Regions from separate parts of the Homo sapiens genome. Here region 2 is linked to region 1. A link is a loop called in an ENCODE intact Hi-C map of the cell type or tissue named here. Cell type or tissue: CD14-positive monocyte. All regions are shown on one strand. Links, peaks and the distances in the headings refer to the core of each region. The heading gives the core; the rest is flanking DNA.

Region 1 (10,601 bases), core at 1,462-9,461:
ATTCTCACTCATAGGTGGGAATTGAACAACGAGCACACATGGACACGGGACGGGGAACATCACACTCTGGGGACTGTTGTGGGGTGGGGAGAGGGGGCAGGGATAGCTTTAGGAGATATACCTAATGCTAAATGACGAATTAATGGGTGCAGCACACCAGCGTGTCACATGTATACATATGTAACTAACCTGCACATTGTGCACATGTACCCTAAAACTTAAAGTATAATAATAAAATTTAAAAAATAAAAATAAAAAAAGAAACAAATATTTTATTCCAGTCTGTGACTCTTCTTTACATCTTAACAGTGTGTTCCAAGGAGCAGACATTGTTTATTTTGATCTTGTATGCTGCAATTTTTCTAAAATTACCTGTTAGTGTTAGTTGTGTTTCTGTAGATTTTGTGGGATTTTCTTTATAGGTAATCATGTTGTGCATTAATGAAAACAGTGTTCTTTCTTTCCTTCCAATCTGGATGTGTGTTTTCTCCTTGCTTTATTGTACTGACTAGAAACTCCAGTATAATATTGAATAGCAATGGTAAGAATGGACATTTTTGCTTTGTTCCTTATCTTAGGGGAAAAGCATTCAATTTCATACTATTAAGTATGTTAGCTATATACTTTTCATAGTTGCCCTTTCAGGTTGGGAATATTTCCTCTATTCCTAGTGATATGGTTTCGAACTGTATCTCCACCCAAATCTCATGTTGAATTGTAATCCGTAATGTTGGAGGTGGGGCCTGATGGGAGGTAATTGGATCATGGGGGTGGTCCTTGAATGACTTAGTACCATCCCTTTGGTGCTATTCTCATGACAGTGAGTGAATTATTGTGACATCTGGTTGTTTAAAAGTGTGCAGCAACTTCTCACTTTCTCTCTCTTGTTCCTGCTCTGGCCATGTAAAATGTGCCTACTTTTCCTTGACCTTCTGCCATGATTGAAAGTTTCCTGAGGCCTCTCCAGAAGCTGAGCAAATGCCAGCATCATGCTTCCTGTACAGCCTGTGGATCTGTGAGCCAATTAAACCTCTTTTCTTTATAAATTACCCAGGCTCAGGTATTTCTATATAAAAATGCAAGAACAAATGAATACACCTAGTTTTCTGAAAGTTTTAATTAAGTATGTGTTTTGGAGTTTATTAAGTGCTTTTATAGATGTATTGGAGCAGTCTTTTAAAAAATTCTGTTTATAGGGTTAATCACATTGATTGATTTTCAGACGTTAAACCAAGCTTGCATTCCTGGGATGTATTATTTGAAATATATTGCTGGACTTGATTTTATACAATCTTCTTAATTTTGTGCCAATGAGAATTATCGAGAGTAGTTTTCTTTATGCTTTTACCTCATTTTGGTATCAGGGCAATGCTGGTCTTATAGAATAAATTGGGAAGTATTTCATCTTCAATTTTCTGGAAGATTTTATATAGAATTAGTTTTTTTTTTATTAAGTATTTGGTAGAATTCCCCAATGATCTTGGCTTAGCGTTTTCTTTATGGAAAGGCTTTTAGCTACAAATATAAGTGCTTTAATAAATGTAGGACTATTCAGCTTATCTATTTCTCTTGAGTGAGCTTTAGCGTATGTATTTCAAAGAACATATCTAGTTCATTTAAGTAGTCAAATTTATTGGCTTAAAATTATTCTAATATTTCCTCATTTCCCTTTTAATATCTGTACAATCTGTAGTGATATACCCTCTCTCAATCCTACTATCAGTAATTTTTGTCTTCTGTCTTTTTATCCTCAATTTGGCTAGAGGTTCATCAATTTTTATTGACCTTCTCACAGATAATTATGATACTCAAATGCCCTCTTGATTCCCCCGTTTCTTACTGTAACTCTAGTTCCCACATCTGGAGTCTCCATACAACAAAAAAGGCTGGTCTTTCTTCAAGTATAAAATTCAAACTCAGGGTCACATGTAAGACTTTCTCTAATATTCTGCAACTGCTTATGTGCCAGTCATAATAAAATACTTGTAGTTTTCTTGGTACACCAAAAATGTAATGTCTTTGTGTTTCTGCATATGTTGTTTCCATTAAGGAAAATACCCTCTCCCTTTTTCCTCTTTCCCTAGCTCTTGATCATTCTTTAATATTCAGTTTAAGGATTACTTTTGGGTAGCATGGCTTCTTTGGCTGCCTCCTACCTTGCCACTCAGTGTTTTCATAGCACCCTTGCATATGGCTCCATAGAACTTACTATGTTTATATTATTGATATTCTGTTTACTCATATGTGTCAATCTAAGATAACAACAGAGAGAATTCCTATCGATAGAAATGAATTCAATTGGGAATAAACAGGGGGTTAAAACTCATGTTATGACAAATCATAGGCATGTCTGGAGAGGCTGGGATAAGGAAAAACTCTTAAAGGCAAAAAGAAGAAGTACACATAAGCTGCTTTGAAACAAACGTCATTGGCCACAGGGACCTGCTGCAGGAGCTGATGTTAACTCATTGGTGAAAACAGCCATTGCTAGGCAACTGTTCTTGTGAGGGTGGCTGATCTGAAAAGTTGCAGTCTTGAGGAACTTTTTGCAATGAGCCAGATGAGCAGAGTGTGTAGGAACTTCTTGGGCAGAAACAACTGCTTCACTCGTCTTATTTATTTATTTATTTATTTTTGAGACTGGGTCTTGCTCTGTTGCCCAGGCTGGAGTGCAATGGGCAATTATAATTCTTGGGCTCAGGCAATCCTCCTGCCTCAGCCTCCCAACTAGCATGAACTACAGACATGCGTCACAACACCAGGCTAATTTTTAAATTTTTTTTGTAGAGATGGACTCTCCTTACGTTGCCCAGTCTGGTGCCTCACTTATCTTTGTATCCTCGCTGCTCAGGTCTATGTCATAGAACTAGTGATCAATAATGAGCCAATATTAGGCAGTACTGTTTAGTCTGTTGATTCTTAAAGTGTGATCCCTGGATCAGCAGCATCAGCATCACCTGGTTGAACTTGTTAGCGCTATAAATTATGTCCCATCCAGCTTGACTGAATCAGAAACTCTGGAGGGGAGACACAGCCATCTGTAGTTTAAAAAACTCTCCAGGAGACTCTGATGCCTGATAGAATTTGAGAGTAATTGGTTGAGTAGTGAGAAAATGACTGTAGAATCAGTGAGGCCTGGCTTAAATACTGTCTCTGTCACCTTTAAACTCTTTGACCTGAAATAACTTACTTAACATTTTTAAAGCCTCAGGTTTTTATATATAAAAAGGGGGTAGTAGGAGCTGTTTTATGACTGCTTAATGTTTAAATTAAATAATATAGCTAAAGCGTCTAGTATAATAATTGTCCCATGATATGTGCTCAATAAATGATAACCATAAACAATAATAATAATAATGATACCCATATATAATAATTTCCAGTTGATGGAAGTGGAAGACTGCTTTTGGCAGTCTCTCTGGATATTGTTTTGATTATACATAGAATAAAAAAAGTTACAGGGAAGTATAAAAAAATCCTTAGAATCAAAATATTGTAAGAAATGGCAAACAGAATCAACAAGAAAAAGGAAAGAAAAGAAAAATGATCAAGAGAGATAAATTTATTATGAGAGGATAAAATTCCAATGAAATTATTTGAAAATGTGGTACCTATATTTTGCAATACAATTCACAAGTTTTTTGCTTGGTTGAAAATAGAGACTTGGACATATTCAAAGTTTGAGTGGTATTTAATTTGCAAATTATTATCTTTTTTTATTTATAAGATTATTATTGAGCACCAACCACAGAGTAGGCTTGGTGGTAGATACAGAAATACAGAGATAAAGGACAGAGTATTCCTCACCTAAACTAAGCTAAGCTCAAGAGTCTAGTGGGACTTACCAGACACTACCAGGGTGATATCTAAAACAGGTCAGGTGATTTTTTTTTTTTTTTCAGACACAGTTCAAGCGATTCTCCTGCCTCAGCCTCCCAAGTAGTTGGGACTACAGGTGTGTGCCACCACGCTAACCTAATTTTTTTGTGTTTTTAGTAGAGATGGGATTTCACCATGCTAGCCAGGATGGTCTCGATCTCCTGACCTCTTGATAAGTGATTATTTCTTTAGGATTTTAAATAATTTATAATGGGAGGGATACAAAGAGGGAAAGCTAGATGAGCAGCTAAGATGGCCGTCAGTGTTTAGTGTGTCTGTGAACAAAGAGAAAGAGATTGTCTTCAGCATCAGCATTCCTTAAGTGGGCATTTCTCCTGGAATTTGTAGCCCTGATTTTGTTGAAGGTTTCACCAAGCCAGATCCATTGAAAAACTGTGTTTATTACTTTGGTTTTTCAGGGTAGAATTTCAAATTTGGTTTGATGCTCCAAATGTGTTGGTGATCTATACATTCAAGGCAGTGTGCTAGGTGCTGGGGGTACCAAAGATGAACAAAATGTAATCTTTGTCCTGAAAGAGTTCAGTGTCTACTGAGATAGATGCATATACTCTTAACAACGGTGTATTTTATAGCACTTTATAGTCAAAAAACACTTTCACGTAAATGATCTTAATTGGTCTTCACAATAGCCTAATGAAGTAAGTAGAGTCAGTATTGTCAGCCCATTCTACAGATAGACAATTAGATTAAAAACAATGCCTATTGTTTGTCTGGAGATTTACACTATGTTAACTCCATCCTCTATGTTACTGTCCTTAGGCAATCAATCAACAAGGTTTGTTGATTCTATCACCTACATGTCCCTGTAATTTCTCTCACTATTTCCACCACCACTGCCTTAGTTGAAATAAGTTCATCCTTCCTTGCCCAGGCTATTTCAATAACCTCCTAATTGGTCCCCCTGCCTACAATTTCTACCCACTCCAATCTGCCACAGAATTATCTTTCAAAAACAGCAATGATCATACCACTCAGCTGAAAAATTCTTGCTGGCTCCTCTCTCCACCAACATATGCATGGCATAAAGGCACTTCACAAGGCTCCCCCAATAAAAACTTCAAACCTTACCTCTTGATGTTGATCAACCCTGCCCCCTTGCTAAATACACACAGACTAGATGCTCCAGCTACACTAAACTTATCATATTTTTTCAACCCAATGATTGTTGAATATGAGTATCTACCAAACATTGCATGAGACTTGCTCATATTAACATTTTTAAAACCCAAAATTCAAATTAAACTGGCCATCCTGCTTTTTTCTTTGTTAAATCTGAGAACTCTAGTTCCTACAGACCTAAAATCCAGCTCTTATACCCCCTGGCCATTAAGCACTACCGCATGTGCAGTATCTAGTGACAACCAAGGCTGAAATTCCCACCCTGCCTTCATGGAACTTCCAGATGAGCAGAGAAGGTACAAAAACTATTTCTAGAATTGATATTTAACACTCAAAGCCTACATGTTTTTGATAAACATTGACGTGGTAAACTACAGGCCCAAGGACATGTCATGTACTCATCACATAGGAGAAAATAAATCCAAAACATTTTTTCAGTTGCCTAATGATAAGAATATATTGAAGGCAGTCTGAAAAGCTTAGTTGAAAATGTCTCGGTTACACTTTTACTCAAACTACTACAATATTGAGATCAGCGTAACCTTGGTCAAATTGCTTAACTCTTCTGTACTTCCTTTTAAAGTGTGCACGGGGGAGAGAATGGGGCAAGAGTAGGAGGGTAACCAAACTCTCTTGCCTAATGAAATGACTGTCAAGCTAAACGTGTAATATTAATATGTATTCAGACGAGGGCAGAGGCAAAAGTCAGGCGAGGAGCATTAATTAACAAGTTTTCAGTTCTTGTTGCAGAATGCACAAACCTGGAATTGGAGCCAGGAGATTGCAAAAATGATTCCAGATCTGCATGGTAACAATTTAGACTGACTTCCACTCCTGCCTGAAATTTTGCAGCAGAGGAAGTTCTTTCCCTGGCCGTCTGCCTTCCCCCGCCTCCTCCATCCCCCAGTACCTCAGGCCTCTCACTCCCCACATCTGTTTCCAAGCCAGAGAGCTTAGGGTCACAGCATGGCGCAATAAGCAGCATTAGCAGGCAGCATGAATCAGTGGCAAACCTTTGATTTTAATCCCTTGCCTCTCCTAGAGAGGAAGTGTGGTCTAGTGGTTAACCCACTGAAAAAGCAGCTAGAAGGCAAAATTCCTGGTCCTCTCCATGCCCTTGTTCTATTCTTATTGGGACACGCTGCCTGTCAAACATACTTTTTTTTTTTTTTTTTTTTCCAGCGTCCCTCTACTACATTATTCCCTCAACTGGCTTTATCATAAAACACATGCAGGAAACTGGTTAAACAATTCCTTAGCCTTATTCCAGAATCTCCCAGGGAAAGGCCTGGGAATCTCCATTTTTAACAGTTACTACAGATGAGTCTTTATAATCAGCCTCAGCTCATCTGTATGCCCGTTATACGTCACACCAGGCGAAGAAGAAGCAAGCTTTAAAGGAAACCTAGCCAGGGAACTGAGGCGAAAAGAGTGTATCTACAGAACGATTTGCTTTTACAAGCCCATGTGAGAAAGACGAAAGAGTAGGACAAGGAGATCCGGACTCTAGTTCTGGCTCTGTGTTTCCAGATCTGTGCGAGCATGGACAGGTCAGTGAAACTCCCCTGGTGGCATTCTCATCATCTTAAAAATAAAAGTGATTAGATCATCTCTTTCAGTTCTGTGATTCAATGAATTATTTCTGTGATTTCACAGAAATGCCAAGATGGGCTCAGAAAATCTCTTTTCCTGAAAATGACAGCGGGTGCAGTCACGGAGGTGTGGGCTGACTTGTTTGGGGTTGTGGGAAGACAATGGAGACAAGTGGCAGCCGGGAGGTTTGGGGCCATGGCCGCAAGGAGATTTCTCCCCTCCCTTCTCTCTTAAGGCTCTGCAGCTGGCCTACTTATGCAAAGGCTTTGGTTCCTCTTTCCTTTTTAAAAGCTTTTCTGATTCGTACATTCCCCTGAGGAGCAGAGATTCATCATTTTGCGGAGAACTTGCACACGCTTTCCTGAAAGGAAGAAAGGAGGGAGGGATGGGAGGGGTTGGGTGGATTAGTGAGTAGGCTAGGGTTGGTTGCCAAAGAAATGAGTCTCTCCATGTGTGATAAACATATAACCATCACATTGTTGGCTCTGAATATGCCCAGCAAAACCCTTTGTCCCACTTCCACAATGCCTAGAAGTGTGTTCTCGTTAGTGGACTGGACATCCGCCTACGCATCTGTCTCTGGAGCATTTGGGCATTCTTCCACCCCAGAACAAGTGGGGGTGAGTGAGGAGAAGGAGGAGTGAGTCATGACTGTAGGAAAAGGATGTCTTATGAAGCCAACGCAGAACTAGCTTCCTAGAAACATCATGACAGGTCCCATAAAGCCCACGTTTGGTTCTAATTATAACATGCCCACATTTGAGCATTTTTACAGTTTTCCCATGGTAACAACAGGGTTTCTGAGGAAGAGGACTTTGACTCAAATGTGCTCTATATGTCTAATAGTGTGAGCTGGTTGGACTAAAAAAAAAAGCAGTTATTTTTGCTATTTTACAAAGGAGATACTACTGGCTTGTCTATGCCTATTAACACAGCTATAAATGGGGGATAAGCACATGATATAAATAGGTCAAAATGAGCCAGATAAAATTTAAAAGATATTTTTTAAAGGCCAGGATGAGCAATGTAAACAAAATCAGAAAAAAATAAAAATCTTAAATAAGTGGAATTTGTTTTCCCCCTCAACTTGTGACAAATGGCAAGCTAAAAATAAACAAATAAGCAAGGATTTATTTAAAAAGCAACTTTGGAAGGACGCTTTGAACCATTTAATTCTGGCTCCATAGGCTACACATTCTGATCCTATTAAACCAGGACTGCTCTTTCTGGAGACGATCATAAAGCAGAGCACACATCTTTGAAAAATCAAGTTATGTTCAAGCATGATTTTAGTACCATGTGTTATTTTATTTTATTTACAAAATCTTTGAAAATGGCTAATTCTGAGAAAGTTATTCACAATCATTTGAAATTATATCTTAGTCCTTTGTTATTTTAGACAAATGAACATTTTATTTTTTGAATTAATTCTTTCCTATTTTTTATTATTTAGATACCAGAGATACTAGCCAGAACCTAGGAGACTGGAGTGAAAACCCTTTCTTCCTTTAGTATGAGGGATTCCAGGCTGGAATAACTAGATCTAGGAGACATCATGAGGCAAGAGGGATTTCCCAGGCTACGCTGGAGACAGAGCTGAGGAATAGTGTGTACTCCTGCGTGAAGCCGGCTTGGAGCTGGTTGGAATTTTTTTTTTTAACTCTCTGCAAAGCTGGCATATGTGGCATTTAGAAAAGGAAGAGAAATTCTGCCTATCCATTTTGCAAGATTATCAAATGAGACTTTACTCTGTAAATCTCAGCAGTTATGAAAGTTGGCATGGTTTTTAAACCCCACCACAGGAAGTGGTGATGATCAGAAAACATGTTGGCCATGTTTTGAAATTTTCCAGAAGTATAAGAGATTCTCTTCCTGTATAAATAATAATGACCTCAGGTTTAGTAACTTCTTAGGAAATGATTAAGGCAAAAAGATACATACCTTCCTCAATTTTAGTTTCTTCAGATAAATCCTTGGAATTTTGTATGATAAATTCAGGAAGTTTATTATGGTTTATTTTCATGACAAATGAAGAAATATTAACATGTGCTTGTTTTCCCCCATTTTAAGCATATTTACTTATTTTTACAACAAAATGCCCTCTTACCAAAATTTGGGCTAGAGCAGTAATGTTTTGAGGTGGGACCCCAATATATTGTGGATATTATAGTTGTTGATCAAAGTAATCAGTTGGCATCTGGTGAAGCAAAATATAATAGCTAATTTTTGTATAACGTATATAGCTTACTATGTGCCAGGCACTGTTTCCAGTACTTATAAAAATTGCCAGTATTGTAGATAATCCTCAAAACCACCTTGATTCCCATTTACAGATGGAAAAACAGAGGCACGGATAGGTTATGTAACTTGCCCTGGGTCACCAGATGATAAGAGAAGGAGCTGGGCTACAACTCTGGTAATGTGTTTCATCAGTCCAACCTCTTAATCACCATGTGATATTACCTCTTTGAAAAACTACCAAGAGCCCATTATAGAAAACAGAGCTGAGAGGAATGCATTTAAAAGACTCAAATTCTTGAAACTTAGTCTCAAACACAGACAAGCACTTTTTGAGAAATAGTCAGTAAGAGGAATATGCTTCTAGTGTCAAGAAGAGGAGTTCTTTGGCATGACTGTAGACACCTAAGGTCTTAGATATTGCTTGAATGAGTCATAAGAGGACAAAGGCCATTACTTCATCTTCTTTATCAACTGAAATATCATCCTTATGAAGTATCATAAAAGTGTACTTCCTGTCTATAAGGAACTTGTGGTTTGATAAGATAAAGGTAATTGTTGACATTTGATAAGCCCTTGTTGCAAAACTGCTGTAGATAGGGCATGTAAAAGTGAATAAGCCATCATGCTTGTTTTCAAGGTGGCTGCAGCCTGGATGGGAGATGGATAGTCACCACTGGGTGTGGTAGATGTCATGGCAGGTGGAAGAGAAGGAGTCTGTGAGAGCAGCAGGAGGGGCTCCAGCCTACGCAAGGGATTCCAGGATGTCTTCCCCAAGGACATAGTGCCTGACTGAAGTCCTTCAGAATGGTTTCCCCCCATTTCCACATCGCTCTTCCCTTCTCATCCATATCTGAATTTATAAGTAGTAGCTGTAAATACATGATCTGTTCTTATTTCCTACTCATATGTCTTCCTTCCCACTTACCTCCCAGGTTAGATGCTTGGATCAAGCTCAGCAGAAAAGAGCTAAGAAGCATTGGAGTAGGACAGCTGAATGCCTGGGAATAGATAATTTTTGCATCTGATGCACCCTATCTGTTTGGAGACCACACTACCTTAGCATTCTATGCAGATGGATCTCCTGGCTACTGACCACTTACCTGAGCTTCTTTTTCTTCTTTCTTTTTTATATTGCACATTGTAATTGTACATATTTATGAGGTATATATAATTTAATGTGTACATATATATGTTTTATAATGATCAAATCAGATATTTAGCTTATCCATCACTCATATATTTATCATTTCTTTGCTGTGAGAAACTTCAAAAGTCTCTCTTCTAAGCTATTTTGTAATATACAGTGGCTTACTGTTAACCATCATCACCCAAATGTGCAATGAAACACCAGAACTTATTCCTTCTATCTTATTCTAACTTTGTACCCCTGAGCTTTCTGTTAGTGTTGAGATTTCCTCTAATTTTACCTTCGTTTGCTTCTCGTTTCCCCATATATTCACATGATCTGATTTCTGCTTCCTTGCTTAGTTCCTGTCTCTCTGCTAACTCTAACCTTTGATTTATGTTTTCTTTTGGAGGGCCTTAAATTATATTTTTGCCCCTTGATTTACACACTACCTCCATGCCTCCTGACATGTGCACTCATATATTCCATTATGTCAATTAGGAATTTGAATCTTGGGAGCAGATAGAACTTAGTGCTAGATGCCCAAGAATAGAATCCAAAGTAAAATAGAAATCTTACTGCTCTCCCTTAACTAGAGAAAACTTCTGGGAGAGAAGTAATC
Region 2 (10,601 bases), core at 1,491-9,490, 110 kb after region 1:
AGAACAGGTACGACAGCACCAGTCCTTTCTTCTCATCCCTTTTCCTCTTCCTGGAGAAGCTCAGTGGCAGCATGGTGTGTGGCAGTAGAAGGAGTGGAAAGGCAAGAAAGAGGAAAATTAAAACCAGAGACCATTGTCCCTTCTCTCCAGCTGATCAGGCCCAAGCTTGGAAAGCAGAAAAGCTGTACATTAGGATGTGAGATTAAAGTTTTGATTTTGATGAGATTGTGGTGTTTAATATCTGAAAATTGACACACTCTTTCCACAGGAGTTCCCATGTCCTAATGTCTGAAAATGACTGGAAAAGCTCTGAGATCTTTCTGGAGTAGAATACAGAATGAATGGTGATCTGGCAGAACCACTTTGAAGAGTGGTAACATGAGAGAACAGAGCTATTTCACTATTTTATATTACCTAGTCCTTTAAACATACTAAATCCTTTTCTGTAAGTTATGTTCTTGGTTTACTTTTACTTTTAAAGATAAACCCATGTGATAGTTTACTTGTGTATGGTGTGAGGTAGAGATCAATCTTTTCTCTCCTTCATCCGCCAAATGCTTTGCCAATTGTCACCTTGCATTCTCATATGTAGTAAATTAACACAAACTCTTTGCTACTCCTCGCATTGAGAGATGGGACCTAATTCCTCTCCACTTAAATCGGATTGGCCATAGTGGTCTGCTTGACCATTGAAAAGTGTCAGAAATGACTGAGGCTAGGTCATAAAATGCCTGCAACTTCATCCCAGTCCTCTTAGAATGTTTACCTTTAAAACATTCTTGGATCTCTGATCAGCATGTAAGAGGTCAAACTACTCTGAGGTTGCTATGCTAAAAAGATCATATAAGAAAACATATTGAGAGGTCTGAAGACTAACAAAGAGAGAGATGTCTGGCCAGCTCTACCTGTTAGAGCCCCCAGGGCTCATATGGAGCAGAGACTAGTCATCCCTGCTAAGATTGCAGATTCAGGAGTGAAATATTCTTGTATTTTAAGCTACTATGTTGTGAGGTGGTTTATCACTAACTGACAATATATATGTCTGCTTCTGGACTCTATTTTGTATCATGATCAATTTGTCTATTTTTGTTACTGTGCCACACTGCTTCGATTACTGTTGTAAAGCTTGAGATGTAAAAATTTTGTTTCCCAAATTTTTCTTATTCTTTTTGCACATTACATTTCCAGATGATCTTTAGACTCAAGTTTCAAAGAGCATCAACTAAAGCCACTGGGATTTTTATTGGGATTGCATGGAACTTATACAGTAATTTAAAATGAATTGGTTATTTTATACAATTGAGTGTTTTCAAGAGGAAATAGAATAATTATATTATTCAAATCTATTTGTATCTAATATAGTTTCATACTTTCTTTATATTGATTTTATATATTATTTGTTGTTTATTTCTAAAATATCATAGTTATTTTATTAAAGATTTTAAAAGGGCAGTTTTACATTTACAACAAAATTGAGAGGAAGGTATAGAGATTTCCCATATACCCCTGCCTCCACATATGCATAACCTCCCCCATTATCAACATCTCCCACCAAAGTGGTACATTTGTTACAATTGATGAACTACATTGACACATCATTATCACCCAAACCCCATAAAACTATGGATTTACATTAGGGTTCACTCTTGGTGTTGTACATTCTGTGGGTCTGGACAAATGTATAATGACATGTAGCCACCACTATAGTATCATATAGAGTATTTTCAGTGCCCTAAAAATCCTCTGTGCTCTGCCTAGTCCTCTCTTCTCCCCGTCAAACCCCTGGCAACTACTGAGATTTTTTTAACTTTTCCATAGTTTTATATTTTCCAGAATGTCATGTAGTTGGAATAATATCATATATAGCCTTTTCAAATTGGCTCCTTTCACTTAGTGATATACATTTAGGTTTCCTCCATGTCTTTTCTTGGCTTGCATTTCTTCTTTGCACTGAATAATATTCCACTGTCTGGATGTGCCAGAGTTTATCCATTTACCTACTGAAAGCCATCTTGGTTGCTTCCAAATTTTGGTAATTAAAAATAAATTCGTGTGCAGGTTTTTGTGTGGACATCGTTTTCAGCTCCTTTGGGTAAATACTAAGAAATACGACTGCTGAATGGTATGATAAGCGTATGATTAGTTTTGTAAGAAACTGGCCGGGTGTGATGGCTCACGCCTGTAATCCCAGCACTTTGGGAGGCCAACACGGGTAGATCATGAGGTCAGGAGATCGAGACCATCCTGGCCAACATGGTGAAACCCTATCTCTACTAAAAATACAAAAAAATTAGCTGGACTTGGTGGCGCTTGCCTGTAGTCCCAGCTACTCAGGAGGCTGAGGCAGGAGAATTGCTTGAACCCAGGAGGTGGAGGTTGCAGTGAGCTGAGATCGGGCCGCTGCACTCCAGCCTGGTGACAGGGTGAGACTCCATCTCAAAAAAAAAAAAAAAAGAAACTGTCGAACTACCTTCCAAAGATGTTATAGTTTTTTGCTACATTGAATTAAAAAAATTAAAAAGTTAATATTGTATATTTTAATTGAGTAATCTGTAATAAAACACGACTGATTTTTAAATTTTATCTTTTTAGATTTTTATATTGATAAGCATTTGGATATTTCAAGTGGTTCTTGTGGGGAACACTGCTATTGTCAATCAAAACCTAGTCTCCCTTTCCTTCTGGACAAATAGCTAAAACTTATTACTAAACACCCTGACTGTTAGCTCTGGCCATGTGACCAAGTCCAATAATAGATTATGAATACAAGCAATGGGGGTCACTTCTAAAAAAATCCCCCCACATGCACCCTTCTATGCATGTGATATTAAGTCCCCAGGGAATAGTGGAGCCACAAGGTGGAAATATGCTGAGTTTCTGAGTTACATCATGGAGAGCTGCACGCAGACCTGGAGCACTTTATCTAAATGAAAATAAGCTTCTTTTTAAGCAACTGGAAACTTAGTGCTCATTTGTTATAGTGGTTTAGCCTACCTTAATTAATGCTTTGGATTTTCTAGGAAGGATGATCATATCATCTGCAAACAGACATATTTTCCATTTATTATGATTTCTAAAACAAAGCTGAGTCAGGGATCTTAGTCTGTCCTTATTTTAATAGTAATGTCCCATTAAAAAGTGCTGTACTGGTAACTGCTTAGTTGCTTTGGGTTTCTGACAAGTAGGAAGTATCCATTGTTTTTTGTTTACTAATACATTTTTAAATACCCGGAATGCAAATTTGTCCAACACATTTTTGTTATCCACCTAAATAACCATGCATTTTGTATTTTTTAATCTAGTAAACAACATGAATACATTAACAGATTTCCTATTGCTGATCCATCCACAGTTTCCTGAAACCAACCTTACTAAATTAAACCAACAAAGTTTACCTAAAATTTTATTTCTCTTAAACCAAAAAGCAATACTATGATTATTTTTGTTTCTTCAGAATTTACTAGTTAACTTATTTTTATTTATTTATTTTTATTTAAAATTTCCCCCAGCTTTATTGAGGTATAATTGACAAATAAAATTATATATATTTAAGATGTTTAATGTGATGCTTTGATACACATATAAATTGTGCAATGATTACCATAATTAAGCTAATTAGCATATTCATCACCAAATTATTTTGAATTTGCTTGGCTTATTACGTATCCATTGCTATCTTTTGCAAGTCCAGGTGTCTGTAGTGGTCTCAATCACTGCCCTTTTTCCCACCTTACCTCTTATCTCCCCTTGGGTGGTACCAAGTGCTTCTGAGTTGCAGATAACTTCAGCCGGCTTGCTTCTTTTCAGGACTGGCTTCTATGTGCAGTTACATTGTACCTTTCTCTTCTTTCCCAAGTCAGTAACCATACTTCCATATATTTTCTTCCAAGGGTTCATTGAATTTTTCTCTATGAAGTTATTTCTTTCCTCCCCTCACCCTATTCTTTTACCTCACAGTTTTTCCCTTTTAAAATACATCCTGTGTTTTGATTGAAATTTAGAAAGACGAGAACAATTTATTATTTAAAACTGAAGCTCTCAAGACCAGACTGGGCAACACAGGGAGACTCCATCTCTACAGAAAATACAAAAAAAATGAAAAAAATATATTAGCCAAGTATGGTGGTGCATCTGTAGTCCTACCTACTCCAGAGGCTGAGGTGGGAGGATCACTTGATCCCAGGAGTTTGAGGCTGCAGTGAGTTATGATTGTGTCACTGCACTCCAGACTGGGTGACAGAGCAAGGTCCTGTCTCTAAAAAAAAATTTTTTTAATTACATTTAATTTATCAAAAAAAAAAACCTCTGATGCTGTACATGTCATTATACATTTGTCCAAGTCCATAGAACCACAGCTGGGCATGGTGGCTCAAACCTGTAATGCTAGTGCTTTGGGAGACAGAGGCTAGAGGATTGCTTGAAGCCAGGGATACAGGACCAGTTTAGGTAACAAGGCAAGACCCCGTCTCTATGAAATTAAAAAAAAAAAAAAATTAGCCAGACATAGTGGCACTGCCTGTAGTCCCAGCTACTCAGGAGGGTGAGGTGAGAGGACCACTTGAGTCCAGGAATTTGAGGCTGCAGTGAGCTATGATTTTACCACTGCACTCCAGCCTGAGTGACAGAGTGAGACCCTGTGTCTTAAGAAAATAGTGAACTCTAGTATAATGTACCACTCTAGTGGGGGATGCTGACAGTGGGGGAGGTTGTGAATGTGAACGGGTAGGAGGAATATGTGACTTCTCTGTACTTTCAACTCAATTTTGTTACAAACCTAAACCTGTTCTAAAATGTAAAGTCTATTTACAAAAAAAAGGAAAATTGAAACTTCTGATAAACTGACCTATATTTTCCTTAGAAGAATTAACCAGAATTTGTATTATCCCATCCATGCAAAATAAATATTCTAGTTAGCTTTTACTTCCCTTTTCCTTGTTACTTGAGATTGAAATTACTAAGAATTTTAGTTCCAGATTGCTTCAGTTTTAGAAATATTATTAACTTCTATTTTAGTCATCTTTTTCCTAACAGTGCCATTAAGTTTCACAACATTATCTGCAATCATTTTGACTCAAGGATTTTACTGATTTCTTTGCCCACTACTATTTTATTGGTTTAGTTTCACATCTTCCTCTTTCTTGAATTCTTCACTATGATTTATTTTTCATTTTACAGAAGTCATTCTGGGGGCTCTTTTATTTCTCTCTCAGAATATATGGGTGGTATACTATCTGAGTCATTGCATATCTGAAAATATTCTTTACCTCCATACTTAGTGATAATTTTGATTGCATATTGAATTTAAGGTTTAAACTACTTTTCCACATAACTTCATAAACAGAGCTCCATTGTCTTTTAACATCTAGTGTTGTATGTAAGAAGTTCCATGCCCATCTAATTTTCATTTCTTATGCATAAATTGTTGTGTTTCTCTGGAAAATTAAAATATTTTAATTTTAATCCTGGATTTTGAAATCTGTATGTAAAAAAAAAAATAACATTACTGCTCTTCACTTACTGAACCCTTTTAATCTGAAGATAGAAAACTTTAGATCAGGGAAATTTTCTTTATTATTTCTTTGATTATTGCTTTCATTCATTTTCTCTATTTTTTTCGTTCTTCATCTCCTGTTACTATATGTGGAATTTTTTAGACCTATCTTCCATATCATTTATCTTTAATCATTTACATCTCTTTTTTTTGCCAGTTGGGTAGAATTCTATTACTTGTTTTTACAGGCCAACAATTTTTATTAATCTATTTTCATTCTACTATTTTGCCTCCCACTGAAATTTTACTTTTAAAGTCATGTTTTTAATTTCTAGAGTGCACTTGTTCTCCAATGGCTTTCTTTTTTGAAACCAGATTTCTTCATTTTACTAATTAATGGCCACTTAACTCTCTCTGAGGACAATAATTTTAAAAATTTCTTAAAGTTGTCTCCTATTTCTTGCTTTAACGCTCTTTACTTAGAGTTAAGTCTTCAGCTTAGTTATGTTGGTGCCCTTCTCTTAGCCTGTTGACTTTCTTCTTTGTTGTCTATTACTGTTTACCAGTAAAGGCTTGCCTTGATTAACGATGGTATCAAGTGTGGGTTTCTTCAGAATTTGTGAATGTCACTGATACACAGCCCTAAGCAGGTGTATTAGTCCATTTTCGCACTGCTATAAAAAACTACCTGAGACTGGGTGACTTATGAAGAAAAGAGGTTTGACTTATAGTTCTGCATGGCTGGGGAGGCCTCATGAAACTTACAGTTGTGGCAAAAGGCAAAGGGGAAGCAAGGCACATCTTCCCATGGCAGAGCAAGAGAGAGAGAGAGTGAAGGGGGAAGTGCCACACGCTTTCAAACAACCAGATCTCATGAGAGCTCGCTCACGATCACAAGAACAGCAAGGGGGAAGTCCACTCTCATGATTCAATCACCTCTCGCCAGGCCCTGCCCCCAACATACAGGGACTACAATTGGAGATAAGACTTGGGTGGGGACACAGAGACAAATCATATCTGCAGGCCTCCTTGCTTTTCAGATGACTGCCTGCGGTGCCCTCTGAGTACCCTTACTCAGATGCAGTGAGTAGGTGGGCACTTCTAAAAGCTGTGTTTTCTTCTAGGATGTTTTAATGGTAAGCAGACTGACAGAATAGGAGCCCCTCAACTGAGGAAGCAGGAACTTCTTATGATGAAGACAATGCTTTAAAAGCCTTTCCTGTACCACTGAGTGCTTTTTTCCTTTTCCTTTTCTTCCATTATACCGATCTAAATTTGAACAAGGCACAGCCATTTCTCTGGCTCCTCTCCGGCAGGCAGGTTACCATTTTTGTTAGGGAGTTGCTTTGCACAGAGCAGGATTCTGGCCCAGCTCCTGCCATATTTCTAAGACCCCACGCACTCCCATGCTTCCATGACCCACTCCTGCTTCTCGGAGATTTAAACTTTTCTGAACTCCGTTAGGAAACCAAACTATGCACTCCTCCATCACCCCTCCTTCTTTACTAGTATTAGGAGGCAGAAGTTTTGGCAATTAACTTATAAATTAATTTGATTCTATATGCTTTTATAATATCCAGAAATTCCTTAAGTTTCTGGTCATTTGCAGAAGGTTTCATTGCTTTCACAGGTGCTGTATATTTATTAGTATTTTTTTATGTCAGTGAAATTTTAGTGGAAGCAATGCAAAGAAAAAAACTTGAACTCAGTCCACTATCTTCAGTGGAAGACCCCTGGCCATATAAATACAGCCGTATCCTCTCTCTCTCTGTCTCTCATTCTGTGTCTCTCTTTCTTGCACTCTGTCTTTGTGATCCAGTGTTCATAATCTGTTCTTTAGAGGTTTAAATAGTTGGAAAAAAAAAAGCCTAGGTCAGGGTGTCTAACCCCTATGGTATGACAACAACAGCAACAACAAACTTTATTCTTTTCTCCTACTAGTAGTTATGGGTGTGAATAAACCCAGATAAACTTTTTGACAGTGTTAAGGCAAGCGGCAGAGGACACAGTGGTCAGAAAGGGAGGATTATAGGGTGATATTTCCAAAAATTTAAAGCAGGAGCATTCCATAATTTCCATTATAACTTAGGCCTTATTATATACCTTTCCTTTGTGCTTGGGGACTAGACTTTGCCCAGGCTGAAAGTATAACTGACCACTGCTCATTTCTGCGGCTCTGGAAGTTACCGTAGGTGCTTGATCCTGAGATGGCTCATGTATTCACTGGTGTTTGAGCAGAGATTGAACTCCTTTGCCATTTAGTCTTGCACCAAATCAGCACCCCTCAAATCATCCATCTTTTAGGACCACTGGATTATCTGTCTTAGGCTGGTTAATTTACTTTCAAGTTACCTTGGGAGTTCATGAGGAGTCCCCATTGCCCACAGAGCCTGATACAGTGGCTACACTGACAGGTTTTCGATTGCTCATAAGTGGCACAAATATTCTTGCTGGTCTTAATCTTCACTTTTCACTGTTATTGGCAATGGGCTAATATAAATTCCTTTTTCATTTCTTCATAATCCCATTAAAAAATAGACTTTATTTTTTAGAGCAGTTTTAGGTTCACAGCAACATTGAGCAGAAGGTGCAGAGATTTCCCATATAGCCCCTGCCTCCATACACACATAGCCTCCCCCATTATCAACACCCCCCACCATAGGGGTGCATTTGTTACAACTGATGAACCTACATTGACGTCCCAGTATCATCCGAAGTCCGTAGTTTACATTTGGGTTAACCCTTGGTGTTGTACATTCTGTGGGTTTGGATGGATATATAAAATGACACACATCTACTGTTACAGTATCATGCAGAATAATTTCACTGCCCTAAAAATCCTCTATGCTCTGCATATTCATCCCTTCCTTCCCCCAACCCTGGGCAGCCACTGATGCTTTTACTTTCTTCATAGTTTTGCTTTTTCTAGAATGTCATATAGTTGAAATCATATAGTAAAAAGCCTTTTCAGTTGGGCTTCTTTCACTTGGTAATATATGTTGAAGATTCCTCCATCTCTTTTTATGACTTGATAGCTCATTTATTTTTATCACTGAATAATAAATAGTCCATTGTCTGGATGTACCATAGTTTATTTATACATTTACCTACTGAACGCCATCTTGGTTGCTTCCAAGCTTTGACTGTTAAGAATAATGCTGTGACAAACATCTTTGTGAAAACACCTTTTGTGTGGACATAAGTGTTCAAATTTTTGGGTAAATACCAAAGAATATGATTTATAGATTTTATGATTAGGGTATGTTTAGTTTTGTAAGAAACTGCCAAAGCATATTCCAGAATGGCTGTACCATTCTGCATTCCCACCAGCAATGAATACAGTTCCTGTTGTTCCACATCTTTTAGCACTTGGTGTTGTCAGTGTTTTGAGTTTTGGCAATTTTAATGGTATTAATTTAATATCATTAAATGGTGGTTAGTGGGTATTCGTATCTTATTGTTTCCTAGTTGCATTTGACTTTCTGTCCTCTAATTGGAAAGTTCCTGTGATGGTTAATACTGTCAACTTGATTGGATTGAAGGATGCAAAGCATTGATCCTGGGTGTGTCTATGAGGGTGTTGCCAAAAGAGATTAACATTTGAGTCAGTGAGCTTCGGAAGGCAGATCCACCCTTAATCTGGTGGACACAATTGAATCAGCTGCCAGCAAATATAAAGCAGGCAGAAAAACATGAAAAGGAGAGATAGGCCTAGCCTCGCAGTCTACATCTTTCTCATACTGGATGCTTCCTGTCCTCTAACATCGGACTCCAAGTTCTTTAGTTTTGGGACTTGGACTGGCTCTCCTTGCTCCTCAGCTTGCAGATGGCCTATTGTGGGACCTTATGATTGTGTAAGTTAATACTTCATAAACTCATATATATATATATATATATATATATATATATATATATATATATAATCTTTCTCCTATTAGTTCTGTTCCTCTAAGAGAACCTTGACTAATACAGTGTCTTTTCCTTTAGGATCTTTAAGTGACTTAGAATTAATTATGCATTCAACTTTCTCTACTGCCATATACTGAGAGGCAGAAGGAGAGTACAGGGAACATAGAAAGAAAGGGAAACACATTAAACAATTTTAGTCTTGTGGGGTAGAACTTGCGGGGGTAGAACATGTGTGCACACACGCACTGAATGCCATTTTCACCTCTCTCTATCAATTCAGAAATCCCTCTAACTCTTGGAAGACAATTGAAGTAGCTACAGAGAGATTGGTATACCTAATGGTTTGCAGGAAGCTTATGTCATTAGTTCTAGCAAATTCATAAGCTAAAGTATTTCTATTTTATTTTTGAAGAAATTAGAAGGAGGGTTAAAGTTGAGGAAACAAAATTTTCTTGAAATTAAGAATGGGGAGCTGAAGGGAAATCAAGTGTTTGTAATCGATCGTATCTTGGTGTCTTGAAAGCCAGGGTCAGAGCAGGGAGGTTTTGAAATTCTTTTAAATGACAAAATGTACACGAAGCAAAACTAGGTAATATCCAAGAGACTTTAATTTTAGGAAGGAGTATATGATAGAAAGAATAATGGCCTCCCAAAGATATCTATGCCTTAGTATCCAGAACCTATGAATATATTACCTTACATGGCAAAAAAATATTTTGCAGGTATGATTAAATTAACTATCTTGAGGTGAGGGAATTATTCTAGATGATCCTCATGGACCCAATGTAATTGCAACAGTCCTTAGAGGGAGGCAAAATGAACAAAGTCAGATAATGTGAGGACAGAAGCAGGGGTCAGAGAGCAGAGAAGATGATACACTGCTAGCTTTGGAGATGAAAGAAGGAGTCATGAGCCAAGAAATGCAGTTCACCTTTAGAAGCTAAAAATAGAAACAGATTCTTCCCTAGAGCCTGCAGAAGGAATGCAGCCCAGCAGACCCATTTTTGATTTCTGACCTCCAGAGCTGTAGGAAAATAAATTTGTATATAGTTTTAAGTCACTAAATTTATGATAATTTGCTATAGTAACAGTATAAATTGAATCCAGATTATCTTAGTGATTGGTATCAGGAAAAATAAAATAGAAAAAATTATTTGCTATTTTAAATTATCACATGTTGAAGTAATAGAGTGGCTCATTG

The links. Peaks named below come from ENCODE experiments on the same cell type or tissue, not always from the same donor. Only the 100,000 strongest peaks of a DNase experiment are listed, where the experiment ranks them.
Region 2: a loop joins it to region 1, with 2.2 times the contacts of the local background. A loop is called at or near these places in 2 of 110 quality-filtered maps.

What each region holds. Positions count from the first base shown.
Region 1 is chr15:38,126,311-38,136,911 of GRCh38, reverse strand. No RefSeq gene overlaps it. Among named protein-coding and RNA genes, the nearest start is that of LINC01852, 59 kb to the right of the region's middle. RefSeq lists enhancers at 6,591-6,720, 6,851-6,900. In CD14-positive monocyte, for the core only: no CTCF peak of the experiment used is centred there; DNase peaks (open chromatin) are centred at 2,471, 5,611, 6,001, 7,221 and 2 weaker places; H3K4me3 peaks cover 4,113 bases; H3K27ac peaks cover 4,113 bases; H3K27me3 peaks cover 321 bases.
Region 2 is chr15:38,013,666-38,024,266 of GRCh38, reverse strand. It overlaps a transcript of TMCO5A not described here. Among named protein-coding and RNA genes, the nearest start is that of LINC02345, 21 kb to the left of the region's middle. In CD14-positive monocyte, for the core only: no CTCF peak of the experiment used is centred there; DNase peaks (open chromatin) are centred at 5,046 and 6,366; H3K4me3 peaks cover 366 bases; H3K27ac peaks cover 2,699 bases.